2 separate regions of the Homo sapiens genome follow, and region 2 is linked to region 1. Evidence: read pairs that join two places in POLR2A ChIA-PET (ENCODE). Cell type or tissue: Panc1. All regions are shown on one strand. Each heading gives the region's core, and the rest is flanking DNA. Links, peaks and the distances in the headings are about the cores only.

Region 1 (6,883 bases), core at 2,585-5,084:
CAACTCATCTTCGGGAAAAGAGGAGGCAAACAGAAACAGGGCACCCCCCATCAGGGGCGTCCAAATGTTCCCTGGGACTCAGTGGCTGCCACAGAAGGGAAGCGGTGCTGAAAGCTACAAAGGGGGCGTTGTGGGCACCTCTAAGGCAACTTGCAACGGGCCACCCGTGGGTCACCTAGGGCGGCCGTCAGCACCACGGACAGGGCCCCTCTCCTCCCCGTCCCCCCGCCTCCTGCCTGCACACCTCTGGGCCTTTTTGGCAACCACCAGACACTGCAGCAGCTGCCTGGCCACATTTTGGCCTCTTCACCCTCATCCCCTCCCGCACTGCCTGGCCGTGTGTGGCCTTGTGCGTGTCATCTCTCCCTTGTCCTCTCCCTCAGGCATGGAGTGGATGCCGGATGCCTGGATTATGGGAAGGGCTGAGGGGTGAGCCTGGCATGAGGAGGGGGCACCCCATCTGGGTGCTGGCTGGAAATGGGGTCTGCCTCCTGGGGTGGAAGGCAGGGAGGAGGTGGGGAACCACGACAACACGGGAGACCTGGAAGCCGACTAGAAAGCGCTTTGAGGATCCTCTCTGATCCCCGCTCCTTCTCCCCCTGGTTCTGACCTTTAAGGACAGGACAGGATAAATTTATCCCTGGGTGTTGAGTTGCGGTTATTGCAGTTAACTTGCTCAGGCCCAAGTTAAGGGCTTGGGGACCACAGACAGAGTTCCCTCCAAGATGTGGGGTCTTCCGGGATTACCCGTACACGCCAACCACTGGCACCTGGGCAGGGGGGTGTCTCGCAGCACTTACTGGTCATCAATGATGTGCTTGCAGGAGGTGGAGACGATGTAGCCGGCAGTGGAGGCCATGATGGCCTGGACAGAGGACACCAGCCTGGGGGAGAGAGGGAGGCGTGCTAGAAAGGCAGAAGGGAAGAGGCGTGTGCCTTGATTTCTCCTCGTTGCTAGTCTAACGACTGCGCTTTGCGTTCAGCCACTTCTCGGGCCAGTCCTTGCCTGCCTTCGCCCAAGGCTGGGCTGCCTGAGGTGTGCCCCACCACAGGTACCTCACGGCTCTCCGGCCCGCTCGGCTGCTGTTCCTCAGTCCACCCCACTCCTTGCCACCTTCTTCCTTCCCCATTTGTGGAAACTGAGTCTCCCTCTTCTCAAGCCCGCAGGGTGTCTGTCCTGAGGTGAGACTGAGAGTGAACTGCTGGCCTGGACCTCTCCCCACGAGGGGAGCCTGGGCCGGTTCTTGCCCCGCTTAGCTGTCCAGTCATGACGCAGGCCTCACTCTGGACCCTTTGTGACCCCGAGTTCCCCAGTCACTTTCCCACTGTCTCCTGACTGCCACCAGCCTCCACTCTGCACTCTGGCCCTGTTCTAGGGGTGTAGAGTTGTACCATCCACTCCTCCATCCCTGGCCCCCAAACACTCACCCTGAATGACACCTAGCTGTCTGGCCCTGGCCTCAGTCCCTAATGTCTTATAGGAATGTCTTCGCCGCATGCTGGCCCTGTTTTGGAGGGTGGGAGGGTGTACGGGGAAGAAGAGAGAGGCGGGCTGAACACTAGTAGACCAGATGGCCGGGCTGGATGAGGTCTCCCAGAACAGTGAGCAAGGCAGGCAGTGAGGAGAGAGGAAGCCTGGGGGTAAAGCCCCGGACCCCCACAGGAGCTCCCAGTCCCCCACCGCTGAGGGTCCAGAGAAGTGCCAGGTCCCTTCCATTCCCTGAGAAGCCCAAGAAGCAGACAGGGGCTGAGGGGAAAGAAAGTGGTTTACCTGGCTGAGACAATGACTGCGTCGGCCTCCTCCCAGCGTAGCTGGGGCAGCCGCTGGAGCGTGTTCTTGGAGAGGAGGAAGAGTCCGGGGAACACCACCCCCCCGGCCACCATCGGGGTCAGCATGGTGGCTCAGGACTTGGGCAGGGAGGCAGGCGGGCCGTGAAGGGGCAGGGAGGCCGAGTGGAAGGAGTTAGGGGTGGAGAAGGGACGCCAAGCCCGGGAAGGAGGGAGAAAACGATGAGAAGGGGCACAAAGGGGCCAGGGCGGGGACGGGATGGGGCCAGGGAGTCCGATGAAACTGGGGAGTCGGGAGGGGGCTGGCTGGGCAGAGACGGGGGAGGGGAGGATGGGAGAAGGGGAGCAGGAGCAGGCCAGCGAGGGATGGGGAGAGGCAAAGAGGGGATGGCTTGGTGAGGGACAGAGAGGAAGAGGGGACAGGAGGAGGAGGATGCGGATGGGGGAGGGGAGGGAGCCACCAGGCAGGTGGGGAGGGGAGGCTTACGTGAGAGGCTGGGAGGGCCCGAGGAGGCGGGGAGGGGGTGGGGGTGGGTCTGAGTACCAGCCCCAAAGGAAGGAGGTGGGCGGGAGGGAGCGGAGGAGCAGCCGGGCAAGCGGTCAGCGGTCACCACCGCTCTCCTGGCTCCACTGCCTCCTCTCGCTGCCGCCCCAGTCCCTGCCGCCCGGCACAGACACCGCACATGGCATCATCATAGAGACTCCGTGCCCAGCCCCCTGCCCCCTCGGTGGGGAGGGGGAGGGGGAGGGGAAGTGGCCAGCTTGGGGAGGACGGGGGAGGGGCAGGAAAATGATGGCACCGACCAGACACCGAGAAACCGGACCTGCAGCGGCGTCTCCCCATGCAGCTCTGAGCCACAGCCGCGGCTGCGACAGAGATGGGGGGAGCAGAGAAAGAGGGAGGGGGAGGCCCTTAAAGGAACAGCAGCTGCGGTGGCACAGGGGGCTGCTGGGGACAGGGGACAGGGGCCAGCTCTTCTCTTGGGGAGGAAGGGGGCCCAGGGCTCCTTGGCCAGCTGGGAGGGGGCCCTGAGCCCCCACAGGGGCCTGACCCTGCTTCCCATCAGCACTTTGCAAATGCCTGGCATCTCCTCCCTCACCAAGCCATCCCTCTGTGGCCTGCCCCGGGTCCGAGCTTTGGGTGGCCATTCCAGCGGAAGAGAGCGTTCCCTGGGAGAGGGAGTAAGTGGTGCTTTCTCAGAAGGAAGAGCTGAAGGAGGGGATAGGAGCAAAAACATCTCAACACAGCATCCTCAGAGCCAGAGGCCCCCTCACCCGATGGCGGGGAAGGAAGCTGACATTGGCCAGAGGGGGCACCTGACTGTGCTGCAGGGCTGCCCATGTCCTGTCTGCTGCAGGAGCTCCGAGGTCACTGCGTCTGTCCTTCCCACAGGGCCATCAACGATCCTGAGGCTCCCTGAGGTCACCCAGTTCAGAAGTGGCACAGCCCTCTCATTGCAGGCGTTGGAGGGGCAAGGAGTGGAAGAAGGGGAAACGGTGGCGAGAGCGCGGGGCAGCTGCCTCTCAGGAAGTCCCAGGGAGCCCTAGGATGCCCAGGCCCTGTTCTTCAGACTGCCAGCCCCTCCTGGCCTTCTCTAAATTCCCACCCCTCACTTTTTCCTCAGTTTCCTTAATGCTACTAGCTCCCCTTTCTCTGCAACTTCCACATACAGCCTAGTTTCAGAGTGGGAAAGGACTGCGGGGTGGGCTGGTGCAAGCTCCTCACTGGCCCATAAGGAAAGTGAGGCCTGGGGACTGGGCCCGGGTGGAGCTGTGGGACCTGAGCCAGAGACACTGCCCCCTTTGACTTCTGGCCTCCCATCCTGCTCCCAACTGTCCTGTGGACTTCAGCATGACAAGGGCCTGTTATGCAAACTCCTTTGGTCTCCAAGTTCAATAGTCAACCCTATGGTTTGCCTTTCTCTGCCAGAGCCCACTCCTCGCCTCCCCCAAAGAAAGGCCAGGGACTGGGATTTGCTGTTTTGTGCTGCCCTCTAGCGGCAATCTGTAGGAAAGCACCCAAGAAGTCTCACGCTGATTTAGAGACGGTTGTAGAGACAATAGCGGACCTAGCTCCTGTCCTCAGCCCTTCACGGGAGGGGGAAAGGGGATCCAGCTCCCTGAGTTTTTACTACATGCTGGGCACAGTACCAGGTGATTTCTACTGGTTCTTACTTGGTATCCCTGTTTTACAGAAGAAACAGGTTTAGAAATTTTGTGGGGTTTTTTTTTTTTTTTTTTTTTTGAGATAGGGTCTCATTCTGTCCCCCAGGCTGGAGTACAGTGGCGCGATCATGGCTCACTGCAACCTCAACCTCCCCGGGCTGAAATGATCCTTATACCTCAGTATCCCCAGTAGCTGGGACTACAGGCGCACACCACCATGCTCAGCTAATTTTTGTATTTTTTGTAGAGATGAAGTTTCACCACGTTAGCCAGGCTGGTCTCAAACTCCTGGGCTCAAGCGATCCACCCACCTCTGCCTCCCAACATGCTGATATTACAGGTGGGAGCCACCACGCCCGGATGAAAGCTGGGTTTCAAACCCATGGTTGCAGCCGGGCAAGGTGTCTCACACCTGTAATCCCAGCGCTTTGGGAGGCCAAGGCTGGCGAATCATGAGATCGAGACCATCCTGGCTAACACAGCGAAACCCCGTCTCTTCTAAAAATACAAAAAATTAGCCGGGCATGGTGGCATGCGCCTGTAGTCCCAGCTACTTGAGAGGCTGAGGCAGGAGAATTGCTTGAACCTGGGAGGCGGAGGTTGCAGTGAGCCGAGATCGTGCCATCGCACTCCAGCCTGGGCGACAGAGCGAGACTCCATCTTAAAAGAAAACAGAAAAACCAAAAAACCATAGTTGCATAACCCCAAAGCCACTCATGAGCAAAACTGCAAAAAGGACAGAGGCTGGGGAGGCTGGGTGATGGGCGGCCACCGTAACTACTCGATTGAGGACTACAAGGCTGGTCATGGAACTGTGGTTTCACTTTGGATGAGTAGAGACAGGCTTTTTTTGTCTGCCAGGGAATCCACGTAGACACCCTAGTAAAATCTGTGTTCCGTGTACCTCCTACGCCTCCTGTGGTTTGCTGATACTGCACTTTTATGGTAAGCTTTGTCACACAGGTCATAGATCTGCAGCCCAAGGGCCCAATCCGGCCCACAGACATGTTTTGTTTGGCCAGTATGCAGTTGTCAGTATAGTAGTTCTTAAATAAATTCTTAGTTACTTATCAGTATTCAAGAATTGGAAGAGGTTGGGCGTGGTGGCTCATGCCTGTAATCCTAGCACTTTAGGAGGCCAAAGTGGGCAGATCACCTGAGATCAGGAGTTTGAGACCAGCCTGGCCAACATGGTGAAACCCCGTCCCCGTCTCTACTAAAAATACAAAAATTAGCCGGACGTGGTGGTGCACACCTGTAATACCAGCTACTCGGGAGGTTGAGGCAGAAATGTTGCTTGAACTTGGGAGGTGAAGGTTGCAGTGAGCCAAGATTGAGCCACTGAACTCCAGCCTGGGCAACAGAGTGAGATTCTATCTCAAAAAAATAAAAAGAATTGGGAGACAGCCCACCACAATGACATGCACCTGTAGTCTCAGCTACTCAGGAAGCCAAGGCAGGAGGATCACTTGAGCCCAGGAGTTCAAGACCAGCCTGGGCAACATGGAGAAACCCCGCCTCTACTGAAAGTACAAAAATTAGCCAGGCATGGTGGTGCACACCTGTAGTCCAAGAAACTCAGGAGTCAGCCCGATTCTCAGGGAGAATCACTTGTCAGGGAGGTCAAGGCTGCAGTGAATCATGGTGGTGTCACTGCACTTCAGCCTGGGTGACACAGTGAGACTCTGTCTCAAAAAAAAAGAAGAGGCCGGGTACAGTGGCTCATGCCTGTAATCCCAGCACTTCGGAGGCTGAGAAGGAACAATCCTGTGAGCCCAGGAGTTCAAGACTAGCTTGGGCAACATAGTGAGACCCTGTCTCTACCAAAAAAAAAAAAAAAAAAAATTAGCCAGGCTTGGTGGTGCATTGCCTGTAGTCCCAGCTATGGCAGGAGGATTGCTTGAGCCCAGGAGTTCAAGGCTGCAGTGAGCCATGATCGTGCCACTGCACTCCAGCCTAGGCAACAGAGCAAGACCCTGTCTCAACCTGTCTCAACAACGACAAAGAATCATAACTCCGAAAATATTGGCCCACGTTCTAACCATATAACATTATCAGTGGCTGGAGCTGAGCAGCACTGGCCCTCAGCAGAGAAGGTGAGTCCTCCAGCCTATATCATCCCTGCAGAGCCCACAGCCCTCATATTATCTGCAGCAGTTTTCAACCCCTGCTCTACAGACGCTGATTCATATGATCCTCACACAACATCTCCACGAAGAAAGGAAAGTGGGGTGTTATTATTAAGCCCATTTACCAGTGAGGGATCTGAAGTTCAGAGAAGTTAAATGACTCACAAAAGACCCCACTGTTGGTGTCTTTTTTTCTTTTTCTTTTTTTTTTTTTTGAGACAGAGTCTCACTCTGTCACCTAGGCTGGAGTGCAGTGGCGCCATCTCAGCTCACCACAACCTCCACCTCCCGAGTTCATGTGATTCCCCTGTCTCAGCCTCCAGAGTAGCTGGGATTACAGGCACCTGCCACCATACCTGGCTAATTTTTGTATTTTTAGTTCAGACAGGGTTTCACCATGTTGGCCAGGCTGGTCTTGAACTACTGACCTCAGGTGATCCACCTGCCTCAGCTTCCCAAAGTGCTGGAATTATAGGCGTGAGCCACCACGCCCAGCCTGCTGGTGTCTTTTGACTCCACATTCCAGCTCCACTCCACACTCTGCTTCTGCTTTCACCACAAACTCATTCTGAAAGTAAAAGATCAGTTCCACCAGCCATGGCCCCAGGAAGGACACCCTCACCCTGGTCCTCTTACTTGGATGCTACCAGGACAGCCTCTTGTCTCTCCATCTGCAGGTTGGTGTGGTTCTGCAAGCCCCAGCGCAGGGCAGTGAAGCACAACGGGAAGAAGACGCAACCCACTGCGAACAGCAGGGTCATGCCTGCCTGCAGCCAAGAAGGCAGAAAAAGACGGCCATG
Region 2 (6,883 bases), core at 2,887-5,386, 71 kb before region 1:
CCAGCATGGGCAACAGAGCGAGACTCCGTCTCAAAAAAAAATTTTTTTTTGGCCAGTCACGATGTGTCACACCTGTAATCCTAGCACTTAGGGAGGCCAAGGCGGGTGGATCACTTGAGGTCAGGAGTTTGAGACCAGCCTGGCCAACATGGTGAAACCCCGTCTCTACTAAAAATACAAAAATTAGCCAGGGACAGTGGCATGCCTCTGTAATCCCAGCTACTCAGGAGACTGAGGCAGGAGAATCACTTGAACCCAGGAGTTGGAGGTTGCAGCGAGCCGAGATCACACCACTTCACTCCAGTCTGGGCGACAGAGCAAGACTCCATCTCAAAAAAAAAAAGTCTAGATGGGGCCGGGCAGGGTGGCTCACACCTGTAATCCCAGCACTTTGGGAGTCTGAGGCGGGTAGACGGCTTGAGCTCAGGAGTTCGAGACCAGACTGCACAACATGGTGAGACCCCGTCTCTACTAAAAATACAAAAAGAGAGAAAAAAAAATAGCTTGGCATGGTGGTGCACACTTGTGGTCCCAGCTACTTGGGCGGATGAAGTGGGAGGATTGCTTGAGCATGGTGAGGAGGGAGGTTGCACTGAGCCAAGATTGCGCCACTGCCCACCAGCCTGGGTGACAGACCAAGACCCTGTCTCAAAAAAAAAAAGAAACAAAAAAAAGGTGGGGCTCACTGGCTCACACCTGTAATCCCAGCACTTTGGGAAGCTTAAGGTGGATGGATCACTTGAGGTCAGGAGTTCGAGACCAGCCTGGATGACATGGCAAAACCCTGTCTCTACTAAAAATACAAAAAAATTAGCTGGGCCTGGTGACGCACGCCTGTAGTCCCAGCTACTAGGGAGGCTGAGGCAGGACAATTGTTTGAACTCAGGAGGCAGAGGTTGCCGTGAGCTGAGATCGCACCACTGCACTCCAGCCTGGGTAACCAGAGTGAAACTCTGCCTCCAAAAAAAAAAAAGAAGAAGAAGAAAAAAGGTTTAGGCAAACATGCACTTTTCCTGTTGCTTTTTTTTTTTTTTTTGAGATGGAGTTTCGCTCTTGTTGTCCAGGCTGGAGTGCAATGGCGTGATCTCGGCTCACTGCAACCTCCGCCTCCTGGGTTCAAGCGATTCTCCTGCCTCAGCCTCCCAAGTAGCTGAGATTACAGGCATATGCCACCACGCCCGAATAATTTTGTATTTTTAGTAGAGATGGGGTTTCTCCATGTTGGTCAGACTAGTCTTGAACTCCCAACCTCAGGTGATCCTCCCGCCTCGGCCTCCCAAAGTGCTGGGGTTACAGGCATGAGCCACTGCGCCCAGCCTGAACATGCCAGATTGTAGTTCCAGGAGGCCAGAGATCATGAATACTTTGTCCACCACTATATTCCCAGCCCACAGAATACACAGCCTGGCAGCCAACAGATGCTTATTGAATGAACGAGCCTCAACAGGGCTTTCTCATTCCCACATGCCATGCTGTGGTCAGGCTTAAATCATAACCCAACTTCTGCCACCTAATATATGTATGACCTTGGTTAAATTAAACCAGCAGTCCCCAACCTTTTTGGCACTGGGGACCAGTTTCATGGAAGACAATTTTTCCACCAGGGGAGGAATGGTTTCGGGATGATTCAAGCACATTACATTTATTTTGCACTTTATTTCTATTATTATTACATTATAAGGTATAATAAAATAATTATACAACTCATCATAAAGTAGAATCAGTGGGATCCCTGAGTTTGTTTTCCTGCAACTAGATAGTCCCATCTGATGTTGATGGGAGACAGTGAGAGATCATCAGGCATTAGATTCTCATAAGGAGCAACCTAGATCCCTCGCATGCGCAGTTCACAATAGGATTCATGCTCCTATGATAATCTAATGCCGCTACTGATCTGACAGGAAGCAGAGCTGAGGCGGTAATGCAGGCAATGGGGAGTAGCTGTAAATACAGATGAAGCTTCTCTCACCAGCCATTCACTTCCTGCTGTGCGGCTCAGTTCCTAACACGTCACGGACTGGTACTGGCCCCACGGCCCAGGGGTTGGGGACCCCTGACTTAAACTAAGGGCCAGCTTTCCAGAATAACATCCACTTTGAGGGCTTGTTGAGTGGATTAAGTCAAAATGTTGGTATACTTGGCTGGTGCGGTGGTTCACACCTGTAATCCCAGCACTTCGTGAGTCTGAGGCGGGTGGATCACCTGAGGTCAGGAATTTGAGACCAGCCTGGCCAACATGATGAAACCCCATCTCTACTAAAAATACAAAAAATTAGGCCGGGCGCGGTGGCTCACGCCTATAATCCTAGTACTTTGGGAGGCCAAGGCGGGTGGATCATTTGAGGTCAGGAGTTTGAGATCAGCCTGGCCAATATGGTGAAACCCTGTCTCTACTAATAAGTACAAAAATTAGTCAGGTGATAGTGGCGTGTGCCTGTAATCTCAGTTACTCGGGAGGCTGAGGCAGGAGAATCCCTTGAGCCTGAGAGGCAGAGGTTGAGGTGAGCTGAGATTGGGCTGTTGTTGAGTTGTAGGAGTTCTTTATATATTATAGATATTAACCCCTTATAAGATATATGATTTGATATTTCCTCTCATTCTGTTGGTTGCCTTTTCACTGTCCTTTCCTTTTTTTGTTTTTGTTTTTTGTGGGGCAGAGTTTTGATCTTTTGCCCAGGCTGGAGTGAAGTGGTGCAATCTCAGCTCACTGCAACCTCCACTCCCCAGGTTCAAGCGATTCTCCAGCCTTAGCCTCCGGAGTAGCTGGGATTATAGGCGCCCGGCACCATGCCTGGCTAATTTTGTACTTTTAGTAGAGATGGGGTTTCACCATGTTGGCCAGGCTGGTCTCAAACTCCTGACCTCAGGTGATCCACCCGCCTCGGCCTCCCAAAGTGCTAGGATTACAGGCTTGAGCCACCGTGCCCAGCCTGTTGTGTCCTTCGATGCACAGAAAAGACTCTTTTCTCTACTGAACGCCCACAGCACCCTTGTCAAAAATCATTTGACTAGTCAGGGCACAGTGGCTCACGCCTGTAATCCCAGCACTTTGGGAGGCCGAGGCGAGAGGACTGCTTGAGGTCAGGAGTTCGAGACATGCCTGGGCAACATGGCAAATGGCAAAACCCCGTCTCTACACACAATGCAAAAGTTAGCTGGGCATGGTGGGTGGCGTGTGACTACCGGCTGTCTCAACTACCCAGGAGGCTAAGGCGGGAGGATCTCTTGAGCCCAAGACGTCCAGACTGCAGCGAGCTTTGATTGTGCCACTGAACTCCAGCCTGGGCGATGACAGAGCAAGGCTCTGTCAAAAAAAAAAAAAAAAAAAAAAAAAAATCGGCCGGGTGTGGTGGTTCACGCTTGTAATCCCAGCACTTTGGGGGGCCGATGCGGGCAGACCACGAAGTCAAGAGATCAAGACCATCCCGGCCAACATGGTGAAACCTCGTCTCTACTAAAAATACAAAAATTAGCTGGGCGTGGTGGCGTGCGCCTGTAGTCCCAGCTACTCGGAAGGCTGAGGCAGAAGAATAGCTTGAATCCGGGAGGCGGAGGTTGCAGTGAGTCGAGATCGCGCCACTACACTCCAGCCTGGCGACAGACTGAGACCCCGTCTCAAAAAAAAAAAAAATCATTTGTATATGCGAAGGTTTTGTGCCACAAACTTTTGTGGCTGTTGATACAAACGACATGGCCTCTGCCTTAAGGAAGCCACAGTCGAATTAAATAGATTCCGTTTCAAGTAGCATCTGTCCTGTGTGCTTAGTGGGCACTGGGCCCATGTTTTCCCACATTTTACCCTTTAAGCTTCTGATCCAACCGGTGAGATAGATAGGATGATCCTCTTTAGTAGAGGGGTAAGCTTAGTCCCCTGAGAGCGCGGCTATGGCTTATGCGAGGGTACGGACAGTCAGGATTTGAACCCAAAGTTCCTGGCTCCATGTGTCATGCTACCTCCAGTCAGATGTTCTCACCTCCAAAACTTGGGCAGAAGTGAACTGAGATGCTCTCTACTGAGCAACTCTTCAGCTCCAGCATCCTATACATTAAGGAGTCACTAAAAGTCAGGGTCCACGAGAAAGGTGCAGATCGGGGTGCACAGAAGAGCGGAGTCCAAAACACCACTCCCAGCCCCAGTGGACAGAGTCCTCAAGTGGCAGCCCTGCAACTCTGAGCGGATGCCGAGTCCTCACCGGGAACCCGGGCGCGGCTGGTCTGTGCTATTGGCGCGGGTAGGGGACGCACAGCCCAAAAATGCCCGCGACAAGCTTCTGGGGCAGTTCTCGCCAGTCTCTCTGGAGGGAGCCTACGGGTTCTGCGACGTTTCTCGCACTTGCTCCCTGGCCTCGCTCCCGTTTCCACCCCTCCCACGGAGGTTTTCCTTTCTGGTGGCTCCTTCCTTGGGTGTCCCTTTGGTACGCCCCCACCCTGGCGGTGAGCTGCGAGGCTGGCGCCCGCGTGGCCACTGCGCATGCGGACCCGGCCGCGGGGCGGGGCCGCGCGAGGAGGAGGGTCGGGGACGGAAGCGCAGAGCACGGACCCCGCCCCCTCGCGGCCCCGCTCGTGACGTCGCGGGGGGCGCCGGCCTCCGCCCGGCCCCGAGGGGTAAGAGCGAGCGGCTGGCGGATCCGACGCGCGAGACCGGGAGGGGACGAGGGCGTTGCAATCGTTCGGGGCGGGGGCTTTCCGGGGAGGGGGTGCTCAGGTGCACCAGCGGCGGCGGACCCTCAGACTCTGCCCTCCCCTCCCTTTAACCCCCTTCCAGCCGGACGGGAGGCGGGGCAGGGCTGAGCATTTGTGACACCTACATTTCCGTGGCTCCCTTCTTTTCCCCCGACCCCTGTTTATCTCTTCGCCTTCCAGAAGTTCTTTTCCATCAGGCCGTCGCACCTTGCGTGGGAAGGAGCACCCCACTTGGAAGCAGGAGGCGGGGTTCAGATCTTGGCCCTACCCCTCCTGTGTTAAAGTCCGCGAGCCTCAGTTTCCCTCACAGTATTTTTTGCCTCGCCTTACCCGGTTTTGAGGATCTGTACGAGAAAGAGAAAGGAAGTGGACATTTGTTGAATTCCTGCATGGCCAAATACCACGCAGACTGCTTCATCCGCCACGTTTAATCCTTATTACTTGGTGTTCTCAGAACTCCCATTTCATGGATTCTTAAGCTCACAGAGTCAGTGAATAACAGAAAGGGATTCAGATCTAGCCGTTTAGCTGCACAGTGGAGTTCTTCTCCAGAGTCTTCCCTTGTCTGGGCTCTGGCTGGAACTATTCCTCAGCCAAATCCTCGCCCCAGAACAGTGCTTCCTGTTTCTCCAGCTGAGAAGTCTCCCTTTCAGTTTCCTTCTTCCAGCACGGAGTACACTGCTCTGCCTCCACTTAGATTACTTCAGAAATGAAATGCAGCAAATATTTATCCAGCAGTGCAGGGAGTTGAACTTTTGGAGTCGGGAACCTTGGATTCTTGTTCTGGCTCTGCCACTTACTGTGTGGCCTTGGGAAGTCCTTTGTCTTCTCTGAGCTTTCTTTTCTCTTTGCGTAAAAGCGGTGCTCTTGTCCCATTCTCCCTCCCTGTCTTCCAGCAGGCTCTCCCCGGAGGCTCAGCCCCCTCTGCTCCCCATGGGCAACTGCCAGGCAGGGCACAACCTGCACCTGTGTCTGGCCCACCACCCACCTCTGGTCTGTGCCACTTTGATCCTGCTGCTCCTTGGCCTCTCTGGCCTGGGCCTTGGCAGCTTCCTCCTCACCCACAGGACTGGCCTGCGCAGCCCTGACATCCCCCAGGTAAGTTCCCCACCCCCGTACCCGCTCTTCCTTCCAACCTAGACAGGCTTTTGCTGCTAATCTCATCTCACCCGTCTTCTTTTGCTCACAGGACTGGGTCTCTTTTTTGAGATCTTTTGGCCAGCTGACCCTGTGTCCCAGGAATGGGACAGTCACAGGGAAGTGGCGAGGGTCTCACGTCGTGGGCTTGCTGACCACCTTGAACTTCGGAGACGGTCCAGACAGGAACAAGACCCGGACATTCCAGGCCACAGTCCTGGGAAGTCAGATGGGATTGAAAGGTGAGATCAGAGGCTGGGTGTGGTGGCTCACGCCTGTAATCCCAACACTTTGGGAGGCTAAGGTAGGTGGATCATTTGAGGTCAGGAGTTCAAGACCAGCCTGGCCAACATGATGAAACACCATCTCTACTAAAAATACAAAAATTAGCCAGGCATGGTGGCAGGCGCCTCTAATCCCAACTACTCGGGAGGCTGAGGAAGGAGAATCGCTTGAACCCAGGAGATGGAGGTTGCAGTGAACCGAGATCGCACCATTGCACTCCAGCCTGGGTGACAGAGCAAGACTCTGTCTCAAAAAAAAAAAAAAAAAAAATCAGGTGCGGTGGCTCATGCCTGTAATCCCAGCACTTTGGGAGTCCGAGAAGGGCAGATCACGAGGTTAGGAGTTCGAGACCAGCCTGGCCAACATGGTGAAACCCCGTCTCTACTAGAAATACAAAAATTAACCTGGTGGTCTGGTTGCGGTGGCCCACAGCGGTAATCCCAGCAGTTTGGGAGGCCGAGGCGGGCAGATCATGAGGTCAGGAGTTTGAGTCCAGCCTGACCAACATGGTGAAACCCCATCTCTACTAAAAATACAAAAATTAGCCGGGCATGGTTGCACGTGCCTGTAATCCCAGCTACTCAGGAGGCTGAGGCAGGAGAATCACTTGAAGCCAGGAGGCGGAGGTTGCAGTGAGCCGAGATCGTACCACTGCACTCCATCCTGGGCAACAGAGCAAAACTCGGTCTCAAAAAAAAAAATTAGCCAGGCTTGGTGGTGCAAGCCTGTAGTTCCAGCTACTTGGGAGGCTGAGGCAGGAGAATTGCTTGAACCCGGG

The links. ChIA-PET counts read pairs that join two places held together with the same protein. Peaks named below come from ENCODE experiments on the same cell type or tissue, not always from the same donor. Only the 100,000 strongest peaks of a DNase experiment are listed, where the experiment ranks them.
Region 2: POLR2A ChIA-PET joins it to region 1 with 11 read pairs; 6 of 35 experiments call an interaction of 5 or more read pairs at or near these places.

The regions. Positions count from the first base shown.
Region 1 is chr16:30,028,632-30,035,514 of GRCh38, forward strand. It overlaps TLCD3B (TLC domain containing 3B), which reads right to left and starts at 2,640. Exons shown (of 5, transcript NM_031478.6): 1 at 1,772-2,640; 2 at 801-884. The coding sequence starts at 1,896. RefSeq lists an enhancer at 1-693 and a silencer at 6,520-6,609. In Panc1, for the core only: CTCF peaks have their summits at 3,780 (motif pointing left) and 4,012; a DNase peak (open chromatin) is centred at 3,792; H3K4me3 peaks cover 386 bases.
Region 2 is chr16:29,957,528-29,964,410 of GRCh38, forward strand. It overlaps TMEM219 (transmembrane protein 219), which reads left to right and starts at 4,552. Exons shown (of 6, transcript NM_001083613.2): 1 at 4,552-4,605; 2 at 5,580-5,781; 3 at 5,873-6,062. The coding sequence starts at 5,617. RefSeq lists an enhancer at 3,925-4,034 and a silencer at 4,385-4,834. In Panc1, for the core only: no CTCF peak of the experiment used is centred there; a DNase peak (open chromatin) is centred at 4,294; H3K4me3 peaks cover 1,751 bases; H3K27ac peaks cover 1,530 bases.